2 separate regions of the Homo sapiens genome follow, and region 1 is linked to region 2. A link is a loop called in an ENCODE intact Hi-C map of the cell type or tissue named here. Cell type or tissue: mammary epithelial cell. All regions are shown on one strand. Links, peaks and the distances in the headings refer to the core of each region. The heading gives the core; the rest is flanking DNA. Region 1 has its middle 240 kb from the start of LINC02516. Region 2 overlaps AFG2A (AAA ATPase AFG2A).

What was found. Peaks named below come from ENCODE experiments on the same cell type or tissue, not always from the same donor. Only the 100,000 strongest peaks of a DNase experiment are listed, where the experiment ranks them.
Region 1: it touches region 2 in a loop (11-fold over the local background); 2 of 110 quality-filtered maps call a loop at or near these places.

What each region holds. Positions count from the first base shown.
Region 1 is chr4:124,320,766-124,323,690 of GRCh38, forward strand. No RefSeq gene overlaps it. Among named protein-coding and RNA genes, the nearest start is that of LINC02516, 240 kb to the right of the region's middle. In mammary epithelial cell, for the core only: a CTCF peak has its summit at 1,660 (motif pointing left); no DNase peak of the experiment used is centred there.
Region 2 is chr4:123,125,592-123,128,516 of GRCh38, forward strand. All of the region lies in intron 14 of AFG2A (AAA ATPase AFG2A), which reads left to right. Among named protein-coding and RNA genes, the nearest start is that of AFG2A, 200 kb to the left of the region's middle. In mammary epithelial cell, for the core only: a CTCF peak has its summit at 1,786 (motif pointing right); a DNase peak (open chromatin) is centred at 2,480; H3K27ac peaks cover 999 bases.

The DNA.
Region 1 (2,925 bases), core at 177-2,676, 1.2 Mb after region 2:
GGTATTTACTATCTCTTCCTTTTTGAAAAAATTATGCCAATTCATACTCTACTGCATGTTGTTTGTACATTTCTTGCCACCTCATTCTGTTTAATATAATGGCAGTGACTTGATTTGTCTCATCCCTTGAGCTGAACTATGTAAAAGAAGCACAGTAGAAACACTTAAAACCTAAAAGATGTGGATTAAGGAGCTGTCAACTTCAAGACAATGTCCTGCAGCCCCCAGTACTTACCTGTTGTCTTTTTCATTACATGGAATAGGTGGATGTCGATACATCTCTATGAGCAGGTGTATTTGTATAAGTTAGTCATCTTCTGAATCTCCTATTACAGAACCAGGCCCATTATCAATCATAAGTGTATATTTTTTGACTGCTTCTTATATCTCTTGCTTTCCTTAGTTTTCTTTGTCATGAGGATATTTGATAGCCACATGCTGTGACAACAAAACAACTGGTTAACATAACAAATCCAGTTAAATGTTTGCTTTTTTATATGATGACTGCTATTGAGTTTTAATTTTTTGGCAGAAAAATTTGATTTTATTTTTACCAAATTAATCTGTCTTTTTTCTTTCCCACTGGCAAAAATAGAATCCTTACTCTAGAGTGAGTAATCTTTACTCAATCTTTACTGAATAACTTTCATTTGACCTATGTGTAATCACAGCAGAAGTGCTTTCTCCAGCTGAACTCTTTATTTAAATGACAGGGGTTACGCAGTATATATATGAAAGAGATGAATATCTTCATGCTCCTGCTGAAAGGAGAGAGTGCTTAGCCTGGACCTTCTTCCCACTGCCTATGGAGACCCCACATGGCCGCCTGTGGAATCCCCAGAACTACGTAGGGCACACTTTTAAATCTACTAGAGCTAAGATTTAAATGAAATTAGTAAATTACTCTCTATTGGGGAGTGGCATGTATTTGTATGGTTTAGTGTCTAGAATTACATGCTAAGAAACACTGGCAGGACTTTATTTTAAAAAATAATAAACTGTTTTCAGCTTTGGAAACTTCAAAAAATATTTAAGCACCATTTATCAGAAAAGTCAAACTATTGTTCATCTTCCCATCACTTACAGATATAATCAAGGCATTACATTTTGCAGTACCGAACTTGTTAAAAAGCCATATTTCTAAAAATCCAAGTAACCATTTTGCATATGAAGAGAATACAAAGTTCTGCTGAATGCTAATGTGACCCAGAAATAGCATTACCCTCTCCACATATTGGTTTGGCACATTCTTTTACCTTTAAGTAGAAACAGCAATCAAAGTGCTTGTAGCCATTTCTGAATCTTCTGTCAAAGTTAAAATTGCTTTGTCAATTTCATAAAATGGAAACATTTTATGAAATATTATTTTATTTCTCCTTGGCCTTATCATCATTCTTATATAATAAATATATTACTTGTCCTAATATAATTTATTTAATAATGTATATGTGCCTATAACCATAAGGCAATTCTTAGCAAGGTGTCTGGTTACAGCATATACTCAATAGGTGATCACATTTGTTGTCCTTGTTTGTAATAACTTTAGAGAGCATCAGAAGACTAGAATATGAAAACAAACGGAGCAATACAATATGCTCTACACAAAAGTAATCCTTTGCCATAAAGAGCACATTTTCGTAGACACAAAAATGGAGGTCTACCCTGCCATCTAGTGGATATATTGGGAAATAAAAAAATTTGTTTTTAAGGTTTCAAAGGAAGTTGCATTACATTTCACCAAAATGTTGCATTTTTCTTGAGCAAATAGCATCTGCTCTCTGTATTGCTTTCAGCATATTCTGTGAAGATTTATGCATGAATGAAATAAGATAATTTTCAGAAATCTTGGAAAAAGTGGGACTTGAGGATTACAGAACAGAAGCTAAAAAATTACAGTGCTTAATGAATGTTTTCACATATGGAACATCACAAAGCGAGAGTGAGAGAGGAAGGAGACAAATTGATGCCCGTATCGAGTTGTTTAAAAGAGGGAACAAATAAAAAAGAAACTACTTAGCAAATTTTTAAAGCTTAAAACCAGTCCCCAGGGTTCAAGGAATTATTCTCTAACACATGGAAAGCTTGGCAAAGACGGAAAATATCTTTTGGAAGAAATTTCAGTGTCTGGAAAGAGAAAGAAAAGGGAAGATGAAGAACATGTGATGAAAGAAAGCACAGCATTTATGAAGAATTCGGCAGCTCTGCAGCTGCTGAGAGCGGTGTCTGGCAGTGGCAGTTTTCCTTAACTTCACCTCAGAGCTGTTGGGTTTTGGTGGGAAAGAAAGCATGTTTAAAGAAAAACTTTCAATAAACTGGATGCAAAAAGTTTGCATTACCTTGTTAAAATGAAATACTATCAAAAGACTAATGTAATACCAAGCAAAGTGAATCTCCGGCCAGTTTGATGTCTCTCATGTTTCTGCTTGAGTATATGCATAAGATGTACGTGCCATAGGCCTTGACTTTAAAATGTTTGTGTGATATTGTATAAAAGATGTAGATGATAAACAAAAGAAATTTACAAATACTATTTGAGCTTTCAGAATGATGTGAGACATATTTCTACTAGCGTCCGTTGAAAATGTTCCAATGTGTTTTGCAAAATAATTTTTTAGGAGGAAAACATTGATTAAGACATAGGCTGAACTGTTAAAATTATTAATAAAACTCATCTGTTTGTTAAAAAATTAACAATAACATGGCATTGATTTTATTCAGGATGTCAAAATGTGTTTTTATGATTATGCATGTTTATAGCTTTGTCACACAAGTGACATGAATTCTCGGCAATTAAAAAGGACTTGAATTTCAAGGCACTTTAGGAAGATGATCTGCTCCTCTAGTAGCTCTGCATTTTATCAAGTTATGGTTCTGGAGTAAAGCACTGCAAATTTCAGACCTCCACCTGAAGAAACGGTAGAACCA
Region 2 (2,925 bases), core at 233-2,732:
TCTTACTGTGTTCAATTCCATAAATTTTATCCTGCTGAGTACCTGTATCTTGAAACCCTGTACCCTATTAGCTTTGATGACATGACACTTTTCCCTTCTGCTGACTCTGAGTCTAGTACTCTTTTATTTCAGTGGAATTTAATAATCACCTTAATATGGCAAATATTTAAACAAAAATCTGAATCCAGTCCAGCCTCCGGTTTTGTTTTATAATTCAAAATTTGAAATCTCAATTATTTTATCTCAATTTCTTTTTTCTGCTCTATTACCATTACTCTTCTGGTTGAGTTATTTCCTTTATTACTGCCATTGCCTCTTGACTCGTTTCTCTGCCTTCAGTCTCTTTCTCCACCATTTCATATTCATTCTGTTTTATAGTATTCTTCCTAAAGGAGTGATATACTGTTAAGGAACATACAGGGACTCCTTGTTTGCCTCATCAAGTCCAGCTCTTCATTCTGGCTTTTTCACTTTGCAAAAGTTGCCCATACCCCATGCAGCATCTTACCATTATAGTATTTTCTGTTTTCACTGAACATTTACCTTTTATCTTGGCAATTATGTCTTCTGGTAGTCATGTGATATGCACGTACTATTATACATTCATTATTTTCTCCAGGCTTTTGCTTATTTTGTCTCCTCCTCTTTCATCTAAAACCATGCTCATTACTTTTCCTTGACTGCCTGTCTTAACAGCCTTTTCCATGAATTTTTTATTTTTGAGGTTTTGTTTAGTTTTTACTAAATTGGCTCTACAAATCTTTTTTCTCTAGCTTACTTGTCTTCTGTACCACCTAGCTTAGTTCTTGATGTTCTCTAATAGTTCATGTGTTCCAGGTTTTTCCTGTCTTTCTAATAACATGTAAGTATCTTGAGGTCAGAGAGATTGATACAGTTTGGCTGTGTCCCCACCAAAATCTCATCTCAAATTATAGTTCCCATAATCCCCACATGTCATGGGAGAGACCTGGTGGGAGGTAATTGAATCATGGGGGTGCTTACCTCCGTGCTGTTCTCATGATAGTCAGTGAGTTCTCATGAGATATGAAGGTTTTATAAGGGGCTTTTCCCCTTTTGCTCTCATTCTTCTCCTTCCTGCCACCATGTGAAGAAGGATGTGTTTGCTTACTTTTCCACAATGATTGTAAGTTTCCTGAGGCCTCCCCAGCCATGCCAAACTATGAGTCAATTAAACTTTTTTCCTTTATAAACTACCCAGTAGCCTTGGGTATGTCTTTATTAGCAGCATGAGAAGGAACTAATACAGAGATCAAATCATATTTTTGATAGCCGTCAGATAATAGTTGTTTCATGAATTTTGCCCGTTAATTAAAAATAAGACTACATGGCCAAGTGCAGTGGCCCACACCTGTAATCCCAACATTTTGGGAGCCTGGGGCAGGAGGATCACTTAAGGCTAGGAGTTTGAAACCAGCCTGGGAAACTTTGGGAGACCTTGTCTCTACAAAAATTGAAAAATCAGCTGTAGCCCTGGCTACTCAGGAGGTTGAGGCAGGAGGATTGCTAGCTAGATCCTAGAGGTTGAGGCCTATGGTGATCCGTGATCTTGCCACTGCTCTGTAGCCTGGGTGACAGGGTGAGACTCTTGTCTCTAAAAATAAATAAACATAAGACACAGAAGCTAAATATTTAAATCTCTTTAGTTTTCACAGGAAGTCAATAATGAAACCAGGATCTGAGTAGAAACAGTTATTTTAAAATCATAATATCACAGTTTTATCATATCAGTTTTTATAGTTGTAAAAATTTCACATCAGCAGAGGGCAGTCAAACCATAGTTCATTCAACTATCTTATGGGAAATTAAAATTTTCTCTGTGTTTTTCTGCTTAGGACACAAGCTGTACTTTATATAATCAGTTTGTAAATACATTTCAAAGCTCTTCAGTTGGTAAGCTGATAGAATTGTATTACTGTTTAGCCACGGAAGGTAAACAGTTTTTTTTAATAAATTTAAATAAAAGGAATTAATTTTTTTAGATCATGAAATGCTTTATTATTTGGTGTTTTTGATGGATGGCCACTTTACATAGAAATTTGTTTTTTCTGCCTCAGAAGCAGTATTTCTGTTAAATTGCCTGTTATTAATTAGGCTATTTTTTATTCAAAAATATTAACTTTTATGGAATACCTTTATTTTCCCCTATGAACTTGAGAAAAATGAGTTTTTATTAGAGGCTATAGTATAACACTAACTAAAATGTAGTTTGGAAAGTTTTATTGAGTTTTTCTTCCTTAACCTTTTCTTTGGCTGGCTGCAAACAACTAGTGATAATGTGTTTTTAGATGTGCTTATTTTCACCTCTTCCTCCTGGAGGTTAAGCTAGTACTCATTAAGGAAAAAATACAGTTTATACTAAACAGTGTTTAACATATACTGATGGTATTACTGTATTTCCTGTTTTGTGTTCACAATGAGAAGATTCTGAAAAACTGTCTTTGTGTAAATACTTTACTGACATACCAGACAAGTATAATCTTGTCTGCTGGTAGGCAGGAAAGAGTGATGTCCTGGAATGTTGTTGAGAAGGAAATCTCTTTGTGTTCCACAAATGATACCCTTAAACCCTTTAAGAATATAATTTTAAAATGACAGCTCTGAATTTGCTTTTCCTTCCGTTTATTAACTTTTCATGCGTTTAAGTTCAGAAATGCATTTAGTTGGGAAAAAAACCATTGTGTCTGAGAAAGAAGTATCTCCCTGGTAGTTTGTGGGAAATTATTGGTAGAAGTATCTCAGGGTAAACATAAAAACAGATTTAATAATTGTTGCTTTTTGTTTTCTTAGTTTAAACTTTTTCTGATACTTGAGTCAGGCTTTTGGTAATTCTCTACAGGCTTAAAAAAATGCAGCATCTCCAACAACCATCCGAAACATCTACCCAAGAAGTAATTTGGGGAGATT